Linked DNA regions of Homo sapiens: all the other regions are linked to region 2. Evidence: read pairs that join two places in POLR2A ChIA-PET (ENCODE). Cell type or tissue: OCI-LY7. All regions are shown on one strand. Region 1 overlaps DTYMK (deoxythymidylate kinase). Region 2 overlaps THAP4 (THAP domain containing 4). Region 3 overlaps SNED1 (sushi, nidogen and EGF like domains 1). Region 4 overlaps FARP2 (FERM, ARH/RhoGEF and pleckstrin domain protein 2).

Region 1 (5,000 bases), 62 kb after region 2:
GGCAGGCAGTGAGAGGGACTCAGAAGCGCTGGCATCTCAGCGGCATCCCGGCTTCTGCTGTCGGGTGGCACCGGACCCTTCTCAAGCTTCTGGGACAGCAAATTCTAGAAAATCTGCCAGGGGCGTAGAAGGCACTTGGAAGAATCTAACCATTTCATGAGGTGTGACCGTGACGGAAGGAGAGTGACTCCCTACACAAGGGCCACCTTCCCAGATGCCTCTCACTGGCCACTGTGCAGCCACACAGCTGTCGCCCAGAACCGCCCAAGATGAGCCTCTCCGGGCGGAATGACTGCCAGAGAGAATGCCGCACTGCCAGAAAAGGGCACTGCTATCCCACCTGCGTTCCGGGAAACGAAAAGCTGCGTGACCAGCATCATCTGCAGGCACAGCCAGTCGGGCTGGGGCGAGACCCTCGGCCCTGCTCTGGAGGAGGAGCTCAAGGGACTGAAGCTCCGCGGGCCGTGGCCACAAGCGACAGTGCTGGCGCCCGACGTGCCAGAAGCCCTGGCTGCCGCCTGGAAAGAGGCCACGTGGGCAGCGGTGGGCACGGGCGACTGGAGTCTGGGAGAGAGGTAGGGGCTGCGGTCGGGAGGAGCAGAGGCGGCCAGCCTGCGAGTCCACTGGGAGGGGAGAGTCCAGCGTCCTGGGAGCAGAGCCAGACCTGGGACTGCTGAGATTGAAGGAGGCAGGACTGAAGGGAGAGGCAGCACACAGCACCCTCCTGAACTTAGATGGCCAGGTGCTGCTGCAGGGCCCATGCCCAGCGAGAGGCCGCACCAGAGGACACAGTGGCAGGAACAGGCTGGCGCTCGTGTCTGAAGAGGGGCTGAGGATGTGGAGGATTGCGCAGACTCTCACCTGACCCACCAGACAAAGCGCCAAATGTCAACATTTAGCAAAACTCATCGGGTTAGAATTTGCTGGCACTGGCCGGGCGCGATGGCTCATGCCTATAATCCCAGCACTTTGGGAGGCCGAGGTGGGCAGATCACCTGAGGTCAGGAGTTGGAGACCAGCCTGACCAACGTGGAGAAACCCCATCTCTACAAAAAAAATTAGCCAGGCATGATGGCACGTGCCTGTAATCCCAGCTACTCGGGAGGCTGAGGCAGGAGAATCACTTGAACCCAAGAAGCGGAGGTTGCAGTGAGCTGAGATCGTGCCATTGCACTCCAGCCTGGGTTGGCACCCAGAGCAAGATTCTGTCTCAAAAAAAAAAGAATTTGCTGGCACCGAGAACCCCTGAACGACTACTCCCGGGGCTCCACATCTGGGAGGACCAGACGGAAACGGCAGCAGCTTTGCTGACACAACTGTGCCAGCCACCACGGTGTCATCCTGAGCCACTTCTCCACGCTTCCTAGTGTGCAATTCTGGGATTCTCACCTTCCAGTTCAAAGTCGTGTCTTTCATGAGCTGGTGGAAACACCGGAGCGCCCGCTCCTGGAAAGCCCCGTTCTCATAGCGCTCATGGCCAAACGCTCCCCGCTTGGCAGCATCCGCCAGCTGTAACTGGAGGAACAGGACCAGGTCGGGTTTGGGAAGGCCCACGTCTGGCTGTTTACACCAATCTAGGGAAAAATTCTGCCAAGAAAGAACCCAACAGTTAAAGCTTAGTGTAGTCTAGGTTTTTGTTTCGAAAGTCGTAAAAACAGGAAAAAATGAGGGGACATTTGGTGAGGTACCAAGATGTGAGACTGTTTATATTGTGGCTCGTTTAATTTTTAGAACCTCAAACGTGTCGGTTTCTCCAGTGTCACCTTTGTTTTTCCTTTGTAAACAGACAAGTGGACAGAAAAGTAGGTAGATAGAACGGCTGCCAGTCCCCGCCACCCACAGCCCAGGCCCCATGGAGGCCCTCCCAGCACAGCTACAGGCCTGCTGGCCAGGAGCAAACAGTCTATGTACAGAACCCCTGGAGACCCCCGGCCTAGAACGCCTGCAGCACAGAGCAGCTGGGTCCGGACACAGGCACGAGGTCCTTGGCAGTGTCTTTTCTGCCACACACACGCCAGGGTCTCCTCTCCCGTGGAAGAGCAGGAAGAAGACAGGCACTCCTAGAGCCTGTTATGTGCCAGCCTAGTCTCATCCACTGGCCCTTCTTGCCAGGGCTGTGCCAGCACCCTCTCTCCCTCCCTTACTCATCCCATCTCCCTCCAAATGCTGTCCTGTTTCCGGAGGAAAGGTAGGACCAGAAAGGCTGTGACTGCAGGCCACACATCACACAACAGCACAATGAGCTGAGGGAAGGCGTCCACGAGAACCTCCCACAGAGCCTGCGGCTCTGTCAGCTGATCCGCACAGCAGGAAGAAGCAAAGGAATCATGAGTCTTGTCCTCCTTATTATACAACGTAATACTTCAGAGGGGAAGGACTCAAGCTAACACATGAAGAAATGGCAGAATTAAAAAGTGAGGGCGTGGCCGGGCACGGTGGCTCGCGCCTGTAATCCCAGCACTTTGGGAGGCTGAAGCGGGAGGATCACTTGGGCCCAAGAGTTGTTATAGCGAGCTTTGCTTGTTCCACTGTACTCCAGCCTGGGCAACAGAGGGAGACGCCCTCTTTCAAAAAACGGGGGAAAAAAGTACTACAAATGAACCATCTTTGAAAATGCATCTGGAGGCTGGGTGCAGTGGCTCATGCCTGTAATCCTAGCACTTTGGGAGGCTGAGATGAGTGGATCACTTGAGGTCAGGAGTTTGAGACCAGCCTGGCCAACATGGTAAAACCCCGTCTCTACTAAAAGTATGAAAATTAGCTGGGCACGGTGGTGCATGCCTATAATCCCAGATACTCGGGAGACTGAGGCAGGATAATCGCTTGAACTCAGGAGGCAGAGGTTGCAATGAGCTGAGATCGTGCCACTGCACTCCAGCCTGGGTGACAGAATGAGAGACTGTCTCCCCAAAAAAAAAAAAAAAAGCGTGTGGAAAATATAATCCAAATACCAACTATGGTTCTATCTGTGAAACAATCTCTAGCTACATAAATGTTTGCTCTTCTTATTGATAAAACCAAATTAATCTAGCAAAGAGATAAAAGGAATATAAGAATCACGAAACTCTGCAGAGTAATCTGAGGCATGTCACTCGTACTCGCATTCAAGGGCAGTCCTGGGTCCACACATCTGTGCTCGCCTGACAGGAGGCCAAGTGGCACTCACCTCCTTGGCACCGGTGAAGGCCACACCAGAAAATGCGTATCTGTCCACGACGAGGGTCACGCCCTGGCTCAACTTTTCCTTAATTAACGGCCTGAAAAAGAGGATGCTCCTGAGCCCTGGTCCTGTTTCATAGGCCTTGAACTGTCAAGCTTAAATTATCCCAACAGGCTGTGCGCAGTGGCTCACCCCTATAATCCCAGCGCTTTGGGAGGCTGAGGCGGGCGGATCACAAGGTCAGGAGATCGAGACCATCCTGGCTAACATGGTGAAACCCTGTCTCTACTAATACAAAATATTAGCTGGACATGGTGGCAGGCACCTGTAATCCCAGCTACTCGGGAGGCTGAGGCAGGAGAATTGCTTGAACCCAGGAGGTGGAGGTTGCAGTGAGCCGAGATCACACCACTGCATTCCAGCCTGGGTGACACAGCGAGACTCCATCTCAAAAAAAGAAAAAGAAAATTATCCCAACAATACAACTCAGAAATCTCATATGACAACAAGTACAGCACAGTGATTTGTAACCTTACTTTTAATCCAAAAAGGTCTGGATCTTCTCTAGAAGATGCCATACCCACACCTCCAGCAAAACCCAACATGGAGAAGATAACCTTACTAAATAGTAACAAACACAACTGGTAAAGTTCAATGTTCCAGAAACACGGCAGGGGAAAGGAGATGCACTGTCAGCTGTCTTGGTCAGAGAGGCCAGCTCTACCCTGTCGAGGAAGAAGAAAGCACAGGCAAAGAAGAGAGCAGAGGATGGTGGCGGGGGAAGCGTGGGCACAGCCAGCAGGTGACTCATCCATGCTCATGACCCCTAGCCTGGACTGCAAGGATGTTCTCAGCCAAATACCACAAGTCCACCATCATCCCTACAGCTGCCAAGATCACAGATGTACAAAGACACGGGGCCTGACACTAGTGAGAAGCACTGCTCAAGACAGAGAAAGAAAAGTCCGATTCATTCGACTCAGCCAGTCTCACTGGGGCCTTCAAATCACAGGGGCACCCACATAAGGAGTCAACTGGCCTCTGACAAAGCAGCAGAGGGATGCAATGGTGCAAAGGCATTTTCCTCAATAAACGCTGCTGGAACAACTGGACATCCTCATGAAAGAGAATAAATCTAGACCAGACCGTATACCCTCCACGAACATAAATTCAAAATGAATCACAGGCCTGGCACGGTGGCTCACGCCTGTAATCCCAGCTTTCAAGGAGGCAGAGGCAGGAGGATTGCTTGAGCCCAGGAGCTCGAGACCTGCCTGGGCAATATAGTGAGACCCCGTTCTCCACAAAAAGTGGGGGAAAAAAAAGACAAAATGAATCACAGACCCAAATGTAAAATGCAAAACTATGCAACTCCTAGACAGTAACACAGGAGAAAACTTAGATCACCTGGGGTTTGGCAGACTGTTTAGATACAAAACCAAAGGCACAGCCCATGAGAGAATTGATTAAGATGGACTTCACGAAAATAATAACTTTGTGCTTTGTGAGAGACACTGTCAAGAGAAGGAAAGGACAGCCGGACGTGGTGGCTCATGCCTGTGAGCCCAGCACTTTTGGAAGCCATTTGGCGGGATGGATCCCTTGAGGCCAGGTGTTTGAGACCAGCCTGAGTAACAATAGTGAGACCCCATCTCTACAAAAAATGTAAAAATTAGCCAGGGATAGTGGCACGCACCTGTAGTCCTAGCTACTCCAGAGGCTGAGGCAGGAGGATCACTTGAACCCAGGAGTTTAAGGCTGCAGTAAGCTGTGATCATGCCACAACATTCCAGCCTGGGCAACAGAGCAAGACATTTCTCCTAAAAAAAAATAAGGCCAG
Region 2 (5,000 bases):
GCTGAAGTGGGTGGATCACCTGAGGTCAGGAGTTCGAGACCAGCCTGACCAACATGATGAAACCCCGTCTCTACTAAAAACACACAAAAAATTAGCCGGGTGTGGTGGTGCATGCCTGTAATCTCAGCTACTCGGGAGGCTGAGGCAGGAGAATCGCTTGAAACTGGGAGGCAGAGGTTGCGGTGAGCCGAGATTGCACCATTGCACTCCAGCCTGGGTGACAAGAGCGAAACTCCATCTCAAAACAAAAACAAAAACAAAAACAAAAACAAAACTAAGGAATGCCTTCTTCAAGTTCCTCTGGAACAGTCATGCAAACTGGCCTTCTAAATGGTCAAAGAAAGCCTGTAAGTTCCAGAAAGCAGAAAGAAGTCTACTGTCTGATCACAATGCAGTGAGACTAGAAATGAAAATCAATCAGGTGTCCCTTGAAAACACTGCGCGAAAAGAAAGAAGCCAGACAAAAACGTATATATTCTATGATTCCAATTAGATGAAATTCGAGACCAGGCAGAAAGGATGGAGGGTGGGGAATCTGAACGGTGACGGGGAGGGGCTTGGAGGGGAGTGCAAAGGAGAACCTGGACCGCTGGACGTGGGTGTGGCTGCACAAGCGCCTGCACCTGCCAAAACTCACCACGGGAACACCTAGGAGCTTGTGTTTCACTTATGCGAATTACACCTCAATAAAAATGTTATAAAGAAAAACCTCCCCAAACAAATTAATATTTCAAAAAGCAGAAAACTTAAAAAAACTAAAAGCATTTTATCCCAAGAGTGTTTACTATGTTACTGCAGCACAGGGTTCTGGGTGGCCTCAGAGCAGGGGATGTGGTGGGGAGTGAGGTCGGCCTCACAGCTCAGGGCCTTGGCTCCTGGCCCCAGGGTCTGCTGCCATCCAAGCTGCAGCACCTACTGCAGATCTAATATTTCGAGAAAAGCCAGAAGCTGATTTTAGGCTAAAATATCCCAATTTCTAAACATCTGTTCAAATTAAAACAAATGACACCACTGTGGTGTGAGTCGCATACCTTGGGGCAGGTGCAGAGGGCCAGAGAGGGCTGGAGCCACACACAGCGCCCTGCCCGGTGCCTCTCACCTCCCACCTCTCCTCTTCACTCCTCTCTTCTCCCAGGTGGGAGTGAGGACGCCACTGGCAGCCACCCAGCACATCCCCGTGCCCCAAGCCCACGGTTCCCGACACATCAGGAGAGCTCTTCGCCGCCCTCAGCCGTGTTTCTGAGTAGGTTTCGCGTTCCTCAGGATGCTGGGGAGCTGGTTCTAGACACAGGCCCAGCCCGGCTGGCCTGGAAGCAAGGAGGGCGCCCATGGGGACACACTCTGCCCCAGTCCTGCAGCTGGAGCAGCCCAGAGCCCCTGCCACAAGACGCCTGGGAGAACTCAGTCAGGGGGCTGGCAAGGACAGGTGAGCACAGCTGGCTCCTCAGAAGAACTGGGCTTATCTGAAGTCTGGTCAAGTTGAACTGGACCATCTATTCCCCCAAGTGGGCCTGGATGGGCCAGAACCTTTTACGTAGGAGGGACGTGGCCCGGGCTTTCTGCCTCGACGACTAGCCCAAGGGAGATGGAAATGAGAGTGAGATAAGAGGGATGGGTGGGCTGGAGATGGCCAGCAGCTGGCATTGCTGGCAGCTTGGAAGGCGACCCGTGACATCAGTGAGAAGGGCGGGTGCAGGCGCACGAGAGCTGAGGGCGAGCCCTGGCATCAGGACCAGAGAGGCCCACCACAGAGCGGGTAAGCAGTGGCACCTGAGCAGGGGGATGGTGTCCTGGTAAGAACAGGTAGGGAGAGGCTGCCTCAAAAATTCTGGCTAAAAGTGAGCTTTTGAGTGGACTTTGCTATGTGCATGCCAGGTCAGGGAAGCAAGTCCCGCGGGCCCTGGAGAGAAGCTACCCTGCAGGCGGCTGCTGCTTCAGGGGCACAGGGCCCACACCACACTTGGGGACAGGACAGGACGCAGCACTTATGTGGCAATTTCTTTTTAAAAAACTAGAGAATTCTAAGATAGCTCTGAAATTCAGAAGAAACGCTTTTGAGCAGAAAAAATAACATCAGACTGGAAAGGAAGGAGCACGCGGCTAAGCAACTAGATGGAGGCTTACGGCTGTGAGCAACTAATGGCTGTGAGAAATACTTCCCTTCCTGTCGCCCTCCTGGCTTGCTGTTATTTGCTCTGAATCTTAATGGAGTTTAATTTGGACAGGGACAACAGGTCAGGCAGTAAACAAGCAGCGGCGGCGCCTCCTTCTGTCTACACTGCACCTCACCAGGTTAACCTGCTCCTGGGGCCGCTCCCCCTGCACCCTCCACCACTTCGGGCCGCGTGGAACGTGGCAGCAGCCTAGCCACTGTCCCTCCTTGTTGTCACTGAAGCATGGGTGGGGGTGAGGACGACCAGTAAGAGAATTTTAGAATCCAAACATCAGGTTACTTGAGCCTAGATATATGTTAAGATCCATCAAACTGTGACCTCAATATCTGTGTATTTTACTCTCTGTAAATTATACTTCATTAGAAAAAAATAAATTTAAACATGAAACAAAAAATACTATAAAGGACCTAGTCTATTTGTCACTTTCCACCTCTTTAAATAAACCAGACAGGCTTTTCTAGGCATTTCTTTTCTGATTTCATTTTTCTTTTATTGAAATCTCAACCAAAACACAAAAACAAAAATTTAAATTTCCTGCAAGAAATTTAAATTTTCATGTTTTGGCCCAAGACACTGAAAGCAGGCTTACCCATCCCTAAGTTTTCTAAACTCCGGACACTCGTCAAGGTTCCTCAAGGTTGTTTTCTGCCAATTGACGGGAAATGTTTGCACCTGGCTCTTAATGGCTCTGCAGGAAGTGAATGCTAACTTTAAATGGTGCATTCTGGGAATTGTAGTTCCACTATGAAAGATCACGTCTCAGAAGAAAGTAAAAGACAATGACAGCCCAGATCACAGAATTTCAGAGCTGGAAGGAGCTTTGGAGGTTAGGTGAATTTTATGAAAGAGGGACTGGCCAGAGGTCTGGGCGGAGTGACGAGTGCGGCTTCTACCCTCAGCCTCCTCCACCAGCTACAGCAGAGGAAGGCAACACCACAGAGACAGGCACATCCTAAATGCTTTCTCTCTCCAGAGCAGTCCCTCTGGCCACCCCTGGCATGTCCTTTTCTGTCTCCTAGAGGGTGGCTGGAGACTCATCTTCACCTGGACATGGAGGCTCCAGAGACTGTCCTGTCTCCTGGCAAGCGGCCCGGGAACCCAGGACAGGAAGTGAGCAAATGCACCCACTGGGACCTGGGGACGGCTCCTTCCTGGAGCTCCCACCCTCACATCTCTTTGTGTTAGTGACACGTTGTTTCCTGCCAAGGCACACACAGAAAGGGACACTTACTGCTTAGTACAACAGGGTGCATGGAAGCTGAGGGTGCGCGGCCCGCACCAGCTGTCCCAAGGTGGGGAGGAGCTGTCCAGGAACACCGTGATATGTTTGGGTCCACTGACAAGGCATACCAGCAGGGAACTGTTGTTTTAAAGTGACATCAAGGCCCTCAACTTATCAACCATGAAACGGAAGGAGTTGCATGCCCAGGGGAAAAACAGAAATCATGATGGAGAGAAAATACAGCAAGTATTTCTATAAAATATAAAAAGGCCATAAAGTGGATACAAATAATTTGCAAATGTTATGTTTGATTTCCTCGTTAATCTGAGTCTCAATTGAAGAACTATTAGAATCTACAAGTGAATTTGATAAGATGGCCAATTACTAAAATGGGTAGCTTTCCCACACGCTAGCAATAACCGAAAAATAATGGGTGGGGAGTAAGCTTCCGGTTTCCACTCTCACATGTAAAGAGCTTAGGAGTCATATACCACAGCCTTAAAACAACAGCAAAAAACACTGAAAGAAGTGAAAATCAACAACTTTTCTTGGATCCATAAGGAAGTGAGGTCACAGATGTCTCTCCTGCCACAGAGAATAGCAGTGAGATCAGCTCACGTGGAGCAGAATCTACAGTCTACAGGGGAAGGAACTGGTGGGAACTTGATTTGGACAAAATGCTGGAGGCTGAACATGGCAGGTGTGAGAATCTCCTGGGGTCCTACATTTTCATAGGTTTCACCTCCAGGAACCCCATCAGGTTCTCCCCACGAAAAGCCAAGAAAAAAAAAAACACCTCATGTCTCTGGGATGAGGAGGGGGAGGTGACCACCTTGAAATGAGCCCAGAGCGTTCTCCAGGCAAAGGCCAGGCCTGCTCTGTAGCGAAGCTGACTTCACCAGGACCTCATCTCAGCTGGGAAGGGCATTTCACTGCTCCAGCCCCACCAGTCTTCCGTCTCACCCAAGCGGGGAGGAGAAAGGGAAAGACACGTGTGAAGGTCACGGCTCAGGGACACGGGCCACTGAAGGGCTTAAATCGAGTCACAGGCTGGAGCCTGCTTCCCCTCCCAGCCCTGCAGGCTCCAGCATAACATCCTGGGTGGGAGTGGAAAGGGCCCAGGCGCAGGCTGTGGAAGGCATGCTCGGAGAAACTCCACGACAACAGGGAGACAAAACAAGGACACTCGAGGAATTTTACAGCCACTGCAGGATTAAACACAGCCCGAGTGCCAGCCAGGTTAAGGGGATGGATGCCCTCCAAACAAGGCACACTTACTTCACCTTTCAGTCAAGCAGCACTTACTGATGGGGGATGCGTTGACAAACACGTCATGAGGCAAGTTCATCATTGTACAAACGTCACAGAGTGCACTTACCGCGTACCACGCACCTAGGCTGTATGGCACAGCCTGTGCTCCCAGGCTACACACCCCAGTGTGTTACTGAATACTGTAGGCAGTTGTAACACAGTGCCAAGGGTGTGTGTACCTAAAACACATCTAAACATAGAAAACCTACAGTAAAAATATGGCATAAGAGACAAAAAATGGTTCACCTGCATAAGGCACTTACCAGCACTGGAGTGTGCAGCATGGGCAGTTG
Region 3 (5,000 bases), 580 kb before region 2:
TGTACGTGTGGCCTCGGACCGTGAGCCTTCACTTTCTCAGTGCAGCTGTGGCACAAGCCTTGGGTACAAGCCTTCCCGCCTCGACCCCCCACAGGGGCTCCCTGATCTTGGAAGCCACCTTGGCCCCCAGAACCCATAACAGCAGGGGCGCCCGCAACTAAAGGCTAGGGTGTGCATGCTCCTCCACCTAGCGGAGTTGGGGTCAGGGAGACAGGGATCACCATGTCCCATCAGCCACCAAAGGGCTTTCACACCTCCTGGGGGAGTAGTCAGGCCCTCCTGTCTCCTTCCTATGCCAAAGAGAGGGCCCCACCATTCCCCCATGACTCCAGGGAGGGACACACGCTTTGGCTATCACTCTTGTTTCTGAGTTTGTTCTGGGTATGAGCTGTCAGTAAGACAGGGGATGTGGTTCTCCTCTGCGTCTGGCTCTGCTGGCCAGGGCAAAGGAGAGACCTGGGATGTGTGGGCCAGGTGCTCTGGACTCAAGGAGGGCCAGCATCCGGTGAGGAGGGAGGGCAGAGGGTGGGCTCCCCTAGCTCACTCCCACTCAGTAACTGGGGGCCAGAGTCCCTTTGCCCTGGCCGTTCCTGCACAGGCCACTGCCTGCCCCACCCAGCCTCTCGCCCCAGGGGCCACTCCTACACCCTGGGTGCTGCACACCCTTCCAGGCTCAGTCACAGCCTGCATCCTTGACCACAGCTCTTCTCACAGTCCACTTGGAATAAGAGCCACCTAGGGAGGGACCATCCCCCAAGAGTGGGAGTGATTTCCATGCACCCCCATTTGCCCCTGCCCAGCATACACACCCATCCCTCCATCCCAGGTTTGCTGAATTAGACCCAGTTCAGACAGAGCTTCGGGTGGCCAGTCAGGACTGCCTGGCCAGGCCTCTTTCTTGCCTGTCGCCCGCTCAGAAACCTGCCTGCCAGGCCCCCCTGCAATGTAAGCCAGTTGGGGGTGGGGCTCAGTGTACGTCCCAGGGGTTTCTGTCCCCTCAGGTAACCATAACTGGGAGTCCATCGTCCTGTCTACACCTCCTCACTCTAGCCCAATCCCCCTGTGACACCAAAGAGTGTCAACATGGTGGCCAGTGCCAGGTGGAGAATGGCTCTGCGGTGTGTGTGTGCCAGGCCGGATACACCGGAGCAGCCTGCGAGATGGGTGAGTGGCCTGGCTTCGGATTGGAGAGGGGCTCCTGCCCGTGGCCAGGTGCTGGGCACAGGGTGGTTGTGGCCTGGCTCAAGCCAAGCCCGCACCTCTGCTGCCCCTCAGATGTGGACGACTGCAGCCCTGACCCCTGCCTGAATGGAGGCTCTTGTGTTGACCTAGTGGGGAATTACACCTGCTTGTGTGCCGAGCCCTTCAAGGGACTTCGCTGTGAGACAGGTAACTGGCCAAGTGCCTGCAGGCCACCATGGCTGATGGTGGCTTTGTGCCGTGAACACCCCCATAGCCACTTTCCCCTTCCTTCCTTGCCATCTGACTCACCTCACACCTGTCTCTGGGGTGGGAGGATGCCTCTGCCCCCTTCCCACTCCCCAGCGCTTCCCGCTCAGCCTGGATCCTAAGCCACCAACTGCAGGGAAAATAGGAAGCAAAAGATGGATGCTGCCTCCAGGGTGCTGTGTGAGGCTGAGCAACCCCTTCCCCTCTCTGGGCCTTGGTTTCCATCTGTGAAATGCCAGGAGGGATGACAAAGTTCACAAGTCTCCTCTTCCAGCCTGGGTGACTCTTGACTTTTTTAACATCTTCCTCTCCTACTCTAGAACCCTCAGCACACAAGGGAAAGTAACGGGAATCAGAAAGAAAACTGACCTTTCACTATTTTCTATTCTATTTTGTGTTGTTTAACTGCTAGTTGTGACTTGTTAGAGGAATTAAAAGGCCAACTGGAGATTGCAGCCTACAGTATAAAAATGGCTTTCGTGTCTGATTGTTGCACCTGCCTCCAGAGGCTCACCCACTGTGCCGACTTCTGTGGACGCACCAGGTGCTGCTTCTCTCCAGGGAGATGCTAAAGACAAACTATTCAGGTTATTTTTAGTTTAAAAAATTCAGGAGGAAATTCTGTTTTACCCGTAAGACACAGAGGGTCATGGGCCCTCCATCAGTCTTTGCCGAGTGCATGGGAGGCCAGGGTGTGTCCTGAGGGGAGGGTGGGGCAGGAGCGGGAGGAGGCAGCCTCACCTATTTGGCTGCTTTAAAGTCACTGTTCCGTGTCACAGCTCACTTTGCCCAGATTGTTATCTAAATATCAATGTATTTCACTAAATTCATGTCAGGAAACGGATAAGTGGTTTCAAAAATTTTTTGCAAATAAACCGTGTTTTCTACAGAATAATGATGCAAGTAGAGTGAATAATAAGAAACAGACTGGCCGGGTGTGGTGGCTTATGCCTGTAATCCCAGCACTTTGGGAGGCTGAGGCGGGCGGATCACTTGAGGTCAGGAGTTCAAGACCAGCCTGGCCAACGTGGTGAAACCCCATCTGTACCAAAAATACAAAAGTTAGCCAGACGTGGTGCTGCATGCCTGTAATCCCAGCTACTCGGGAGGTTGAGGCTGGAGCATTGCTTGAACCCGGGAGGCAGAGGTTGCAGTGAGCTGAGATCGCACCACTGCACTCCACCCTGGGTAACAGAATGAGTGAGACTCTGTCTAAAAAAAAACAAAAGAGGAAGAAGAAAGAAACAACAGACTGACGGTGGTGCTAACGTAATGACTGATTGACTGTATTACAAGGCGCAGATGCTGACAGTCTAATCAGGTCTGACAGGAAGTGGGCCACAAATTGGACACTACAAAAAAGAGTCTCTAGTCTTCTGCTTCTGGCCAACAAGAATTAACTGCTCTTGGAATTTCCCTCTCACCATCAACACCTAGAAAAACAGACAAAATCTGTGAAACCCTTTTCAGCCATTAGACAACAGACAGCACAAGCCTGTCACCCCTGAGAAAAGGGAATCAAATGAGGTGAGCCCTACAATTGCCCCAGATTCTGCCTGGGGCAGTTTCCACTCCACTGTGCTGGGAGGAGGAACTGAGAGTCCAGCAGTCCCTTTGAATTGAGGAGACAAAGATCCTAGTTCAGTGGCTACAGGATGGTGCTCCTGAGGCAGGAGGGAGCATGAGATCAAGAGGAGACCTCCCTGAATTTTGGCTTATTATTATCAGGCTCAGGATGAAATCTGCAAGGCTGGGGAAAGAACCACTAGAAAGCAGTAAGTCAAACACTTCCTGGAGCTCAAACAGGGCTGGGAGTCTATTGCATAGAGTCCTCAGTGGGGTGTCACTTTAGTAGTGCTGAACTAAAGACTAATGTCGACCTGCCCTAACAGATCTTAAAGAAAGCTTAAAAGGATCAAACTGATCCTAAGTCATTGAGCCATGTGCCAGAATAAAATCCTATACTCCTCAACAGGAGTATATCAATAATACAACAGAATCCAGAACTCCAAAATACCCAGTCAAAAATTATCAGGTCTACAAAGAAGTAACATATAACTCACAGTCAGGAGAAAAATAGATCAATAGAAACAGGCACCAGAAATGACAGAATTAGCAGATACAAATGTTTAATTATCTATTATGAATATGCTCCTATAATCAAGATTGTTGAGGGGAAAAAAACCTAATGAGAAGTAGAAGGTATTTTTAAAAACTTGTAGAAATGAAAAATATATCTGAGTTTTTAAAATACACTGAATAGTATTTACAGCAGGTTAGATATTGCAGAAGGAAAGATCAATGAACCTGAAGAGTGAAACAGAAACAATTCAATATGCATCACAGAGAGAATAAGACTAAAAGAAAAAGAAGAGATCTTCAGCAACCTGCAGAACGATATTAGGGTAATAGGATCCACGTATCTGGAGTCTGCGAAGGAGGATGGAGAACAGTATCAAGCAGCCTGGGATCCACGTATTTGGAGTCTGTGAAGGAGGATGAAGAACAGTATCAAGCAGCCTGGGATCCATGTATGTGCAGTCTGCAAAGGAGGATGGAGAACAATATTAAGCAGCCTGGGATCCACGTATTTGGAGTCTGCGAAGGAGGATGGAGATGGGTGTGGAAAGGAGTGTTATAGAAAAAGTATGTGAAGAAATAATACCCAAACATTTTCCACATTTGATGAAAACTAAAACCCACATTTCCAAGAAAAGCATGAAGAAAACCATGCAAAGCCATACCATAATCAAATTGCTGAAAACTAATGATAAAAAACCTCAAAAACAGCCAGAGGAAAAAGCCACATTACATACAGCGAAACAAGAATGAAACAGACTTCTCGTCAAAAACAATGCAAGCCAGGAGACACTGGAGTAACACCTTCAAAGCACTGAAAGAAAAAACCATCAACCTAGTGTACTGTATTACCAGCAAAACTACATTTCAAAAGTTAAGCTGAAATAAAGACTTTTTTACACAAACAAAAATGAAGAGCATTCATCACCAGCATACCTGCATTACAAAAAAATGTTAAAGGAAATTATTTAGTCAGAAGCAAAAAAAAACTGGTACCAAGGGAAAATCTGGATCTACACAAAAGAATGAAGAGTGTTAAAAATGATAAATATGTGGGTTGAAGACTTTTTAATCCCTTTAAAGAAAAATTTTAAAATAATAAAACTTACATGCAGAAATAAAATAGATGACTCCAATAACATAAACCAAGCTGTGCAAACTTTTTCTGTAAAGGGCCAGAAAGTAAATACTTTTGGCTTTGTGAGCCATATGGTCTCTATCACAACTCAACTCTACCATTGTAATGTGAAAGCAGCCAGCCATAGACAATATGTAAATGAATAGGTATGGCTGTGTTCCAATAAAACTGTACTTTTAAAAATTGATGGCAGGCAAGATTTGGTCTGTGGGTTATAGTTTACCAACTCCAATGTAAAAGATAAGAAGAAATGGAAGTATAATATTGTAAGGTCCCTATATTACATAAAGTGGTATATACTGTTTGAAGGTAGGCTGTGTAAGTAAAAGATATA
Region 4 (5,000 bases), 190 kb before region 2:
GCACTTTGGGAGGCTGAGGTGGGCAGATCACTTGAGGTCAGGAGTTCAAGACCAGCCTGGACAACATGTTGAAACACCATCTCTACTAAAAATACGAAAATTAGCTGGGTGTAGTGGTGGGCACCTGTAGTCCCAGCTATTTAGGAGGCTGAGACAGGAGAATCACTTGAACACGGGGAGGCAGAGGTTGCAGTGAGCTGAGATCACACCACTGCACTCCACCCTGGGCAACAGAGCGAGACTGTCTCAAAAAACAAACACCTGTAATCCCAGCACTGTGGGAGGCTGAAACAAGCAGATCACCTAAGGTCAGAAGTTCAAGACCAGCCTGGCCAAGTGGTGAAACCCCATCTCTACTAAAAATACAAAAAAAAAAAAAAAAAAAATTAACCACGCACAGCGGTAGGCTGAGGAGGGAGAACTGCTTGAATCTGTGAGGCAGAGGTTGCAGTGAGCCAAGATCGTGCCACTGCACTCCACCCTGGGTGACAAAGTGAGACCCTGTATCAAAAAAAAAAACAGAAAACAACAACAACATGAACCAAAAAACCCATAAAAGCCCCATTCAAAGGTCAGCAACCTCAAAGATCAAAGTTTGATAAACCCACAGAGATGAGAAAATCAACACAAAAATGCTGAACACTCAAAAAGTCAGAGTGCCTCTTCTCCTCCAAATGACCACAATACCTCTCTGGCAAGGGCATAGAAATGGGCTGGGGCTGAGGCTGAGATAGCATTATTGACAGAAGCAGGCTTTGGAAGGTGGGTAATAATGAACTTTGCTGAGCTAAAGGAGCATGTTGTAACCCAATGCAAAGAAGCTAAGGACCATGATAAAACAACACAGGAGCTTATAGCCGGTTTTGAGAGAAACATAACCTACCTGATGTAGCTGAAAAACACAACACGAGAACCTCACATTGCAATCACAAGTATCAATAGCAGAATAGGCCAAGCAGAGGAAAGAATCTCAGAGCATTGAAGACTATCTTTCTGAAATAGGCAGACAAGAATAGAGAGAAAAGAATGAAAAGGAATGACAGAACCTCCAAGAAATATGGGATTATGTGAAGAGACCAAACCTATAACTGATTGGGTTACCCAAAAGAGACAGGGAGAATGGAATCAAGTTGGAAAACATACTTTGGGATATCATCCAGGAGAATTTCCCCAACCTAACGAGACAGGCTAATATTCAAATTCAGGAAATGCAGAGAACCCCAGTAAGATACTCCACAAGAAGATCTGCCCCAAGACATATAATCATCAGATTCTCCAAGGTTGAAATAAAAGAAAAAATATTAAAGGCAGCCAGAGAGAAAGGCCAGGTCATCTACAAAGGGAATCCCTTCAGACTAACAGGGGACCTCTCAGCAGAAACCCTACAAGCCAGAAGAGATTGGGGGCCAATATTCAACATTCTTAGGAAAAAATTTCCAACCCAGAATTTCATATCTGGCCAAACTAAACTTCATAAGCAAAACAGAAATAAGATTCTTTTCAGACAAGCAAGTGCTTAGGGAATTCATCACCACCAGGCCTGCTTTGCAAGAGCTCCTGAAGGAAGCACTAAATACAGAAAGGAAAAACTGTTAACAGCCACTGCAAAAACACACTGAAATACATAGACCAGTGACACTATAAAGCAACCACAAAAACAAGTCTGCAAAATAACCAGCTAGGACCATGATGACAGGATGAAATTCACATATAACAATATTAACCTTAAATGTAAATGGGCTAAATGCCCCCAATTAAAAGACACAGAATGGCAAGCTGGATAAAGAGCCAAGACCTATGGGTATGCTGTCTTCAAGAGACCTGTCTCACGTGCAAAGACACACATAGACTCAAAATGAAGGGATGGAATAAAATTTACCAAGCAAATGGAAAACAGAAAAAAACAAGGCTTGCAATCCTAGTTTCTGACAGAACAGACTTTAAAGCAACAAAGATTAAAAAAGACAAAGATGGGCATTATATAATGGTAAAGGGTTCAACAAGAAGAGCTAATTATCCTAAATATATATGCACCCAATACAGGAGCCCCCAGATTCATAAAGCAAGTTCTTAAAGATCTAAAAAACGACTTAGACTCCCACACAATAATAATAGGAGACTTTAACACCCCACTGACAATATTAGACAGATCATCAAGACAGAAAGTTAACTTTCTGAAAATATTCAGGACCTGAACTCAGCCCTGGATAAAGTGACCTTATAGATAGCTACAGAACTGTCCCCCCAAAAACAAAAGAATATAAATTCTTCTCATCACCACATGGCACTTTGTCTAAAACTGATCACATAATCGGAAGCAAAACACTCCTCAGCAAATGCATAAGAACTGAAATCATAACAAACAGTCTCTTACACCACAGCACAATCAAATTAGAACTCAAGATTTAAACATTCACTGAAAACCACACAACTATATGGAAATTGAACAACCTGCTCCTGAATGACTCTTGGGTAAATAATGAAATTAAGGTAGAAATCAAGAATTATTTGAAACTAATGAGAACTAAGAGATAACATATCAGAATCTGGGATGCAGCTAAAGCATTGTTAAGAGGGAAATTTATAGTACTAAATGCCCACATCAAAAAGCTAGAAAGATCTCAGGTTAACAACCTAACATCTCAACTAAAAGAACTAAAAAATCAAGAGCAAACAAACCTCAAAGCTAGCAGAAGACAAGAAATAGCCAAGATCAGAGCTGAACTGAAGAGATAGAGACACAAAAACCCCTTCAAAAAATCAAATCCAGGAGCTGGTTTTTTGAAAAAATTAATAAAATAGACTGCTAGCTAGACTAGTAAAGAAGATAATAGAGAATAATCAAATGAACAATCTGAAATGATAGGGGAATATCACCACTGAACCCACGGAAATATAAACGATCATCAGAGAATGCTATAAACACCTCTATGCACATAAAGTGGAAAATCTAAAAGAAACTGATAAATTCCTGGACACATACGCTCTCCCAAGACTGAACCAGAAAGAAACTTATAAAAACCCTAGATGAGGGCTAGACACAGTGGCTCACGTCTGAATCCCAGCACTTTCGGAGGCCAATGGGGGCAGATCACTTGATGTCAGGAGTTCAAGACCAGCCTGGGGCCAACATGGTAAAACCCTGTCTCTACTAATATAATAATTAGCCAGGCATGATAGTGGGTGCCTATAACCCCAGCTACTTGAGAGACTGAGGAAGGAGAACCGCTTGAGCCTGGGAGGCGGAGGTTGCAGTGAGCCAAAATCAAGCCACTATACTCCAGTCTGGGCGATGAAGTGCGACCCTGTCTCAAAAACAAAAACAAAAAAAACCCTGGAAGAAAATCTAGGCAATGCCATTCAGGACACAGGCACAGGAAGGATTTCATGACGAAAATGCCAAAAGCAATTGCAACAAAAGCAAAAATTGATAAATGAGATTTAATTAAACTGAAAAGCTTATGCACAGCAAAAGAAACTATCATCAGAGTGAACAGACAACCCTACAGAATGGGAGAAAAATTTTGCAGTCTATCCATCCAACAAAGGATAATAGTGGAGAAGACCCAAGAACTCCCAGGAAGAAGAGAGAAAGAAGTGTGATTTAAAATGGCCTGGAACTATTCCGTAGCAGTACTGGAAGCTAGAAAGCAACGGGGCTTTCCGAGCCAGGGGGAAATTGAATCCCTGAATAGACTAGAAATGTGTTGTGAAATTGAGGCAATAATATCCTACCAAGTAAAAAAAAAAAAAAAAAAAAAAAAAAAAGTAGCCCAGGACCAGATGGATTCACAGCTGAATTCAACCAGAGGTACAAAGAAGAGCTGGTACAATTTCTCTCTCTCTCTTTTTTTTTTTTTTTTTTTTGAGACAGAGTTTCATTCTTGTTGCCCAGGCTGGAGTGCAATGTCACTGCAATGGCAGCATCTCAAACATTAAAAGGAAATTATTTCCAAACTAATTCTTTTGTTTTTTTTTTTTTGAGACTACAGTTTTATTATTACTCAAATCAGTTTCCCCGAGCATTTGGCGATTTTTTTTTTAAATTTGGTGTGTGTGGGGCTCTAGACTAGAATTCTGTGCTCTGTTCCACATGACTTCTGTACAGAGAAAACCTTTTTTCACACATGTAGATTTTTAAAAAATTTAACTACTACTCTCCCTTTGTAAGGAAAAACTAGAGGAGAGAATGAACTAAAAGTGAGAAAGAAGGAAATAGGGTGCTCCACATCCGAGACAGGCAGAGGAAGACACAGGTTCTGCCTGCCAAGAGAGCATCCACCAATACCAGAGCAGAGGGCAGGGCCCCGGGAGAGAGGGTAGACCAGGGACTCATTTCTTTTGCTGGACGGTGTGGAAGAGTGTTAACTAGGGATAGGTACATGCCGGTGAAGCAAATGAAACGAGGCAATTAGGATTCTCAAGGAAATTTTGAAGAAGGAAGCTTTACTTTATAATATAAAAAAAGTAGTTAAATTCACTATAGCTCAGCTTGTGAGCAATGCTTACATGACCATTAATATAAATACTGAATTTAAAATTTACCAACAATTAGGAGAGTGTGGGGAGGGGTAGGTGTGAGGTATTGGCAGTGACAGATGTTGAGGAGGCAAGATTTCAAAGTGGAGAATGTGCTAGCTGTCATAAATGTGCTTTTCAGAAATACGGGTGAATGAATGGATGCATGAGAGTAAATCCCAGAAAGGCAGCCAAGAGAGGTGAAGCTGGTTCTGTCTGAGGAAGAGGACTTGATGTGGAGTGGGTGACCCTGACCTGGCAGTTTGTTTCCAGTCGTGTAGTCTATATGGCATTTTCAGATATGCCCTGGATTATTGGATGAATATGAAAATGAAAACAGTAGATTTTAGCATTCCACAGCTAACTGTGCAGGTTTAAAAGTGTTGTCTTAAAGTCTGTCAAGTCAGGGTGCAGTAGATGAAAGCTGTGATTGTCCTTGGATTTTCTATTTATTTCTCCTTTTATCATGGTGGTCAAGACCC

The links. ChIA-PET counts read pairs that join two places held together with the same protein. Peaks named below come from ENCODE experiments on the same cell type or tissue, not always from the same donor. Only the 100,000 strongest peaks of a DNase experiment are listed, where the experiment ranks them.
Region 1: POLR2A ChIA-PET joins it to region 2 with 5 read pairs; 8 of 35 experiments call an interaction of 5 or more read pairs at or near these places.
Region 3: POLR2A ChIA-PET joins it to region 2 with 6 read pairs; 1 of 35 experiments calls an interaction of 5 or more read pairs at or near these places.
Region 4: POLR2A ChIA-PET joins it to region 2 with 8 read pairs; 3 of 35 experiments call an interaction of 5 or more read pairs at or near these places.

What each region holds. Positions count from the first base shown.
Region 1 is chr2:241,677,063-241,682,062 of GRCh38, forward strand. DTYMK (deoxythymidylate kinase) reads right to left here. Exons shown (of 5, transcript NM_012145.4): 3 at 3,167-3,257; 4 at 1,390-1,587. Among named protein-coding and RNA genes, the nearest start is that of DTYMK, 7.3 kb to the right of the region's middle. In OCI-LY7, no CTCF peak of the experiment used is centred here; no DNase peak of the experiment used is centred here.
Region 2 is chr2:241,614,649-241,619,648 of GRCh38, forward strand. All of the region lies in intron 2 of THAP4 (THAP domain containing 4), which reads right to left. Among named protein-coding and RNA genes, the nearest start is that of THAP4, 20 kb to the right of the region's middle. RefSeq lists enhancers at 904-1,710, 2,885-3,004. In OCI-LY7, a CTCF peak has its summit at 2,320; DNase peaks (open chromatin) are centred at 2,853 and 3,333; H3K4me3 peaks cover 1,070 bases; H3K27ac peaks cover 1,948 bases.
Region 3 is chr2:241,039,025-241,044,024 of GRCh38, forward strand. SNED1 (sushi, nidogen and EGF like domains 1) reads left to right here. Exons shown (of 32, transcript NM_001080437.3): 7 at 1,051-1,164; 8 at 1,276-1,389. The region is part of intron 1 of SNED1-AS1 (SNED1 antisense RNA 1); the gene reads right to left. It also overlaps a transcript of MTERF4 not described here. Among named protein-coding and RNA genes, the nearest start is that of SNED1-AS1, 23 kb to the right of the region's middle. RefSeq lists enhancers at 2,335-2,384, 2,835-3,064. In OCI-LY7, no CTCF peak of the experiment used is centred here; DNase peaks (open chromatin) are centred at 1,997 and 2,747; H3K4me3 peaks cover 2,161 bases; H3K27ac peaks cover 2,982 bases.
Region 4 is chr2:241,421,895-241,426,894 of GRCh38, forward strand. The region is part of intron 8 of FARP2 (FERM, ARH/RhoGEF and pleckstrin domain protein 2); the gene reads left to right. Among named protein-coding and RNA genes, the nearest start is that of MIR3133, 54 kb to the right of the region's middle. In OCI-LY7, no CTCF peak of the experiment used is centred here; no DNase peak of the experiment used is centred here.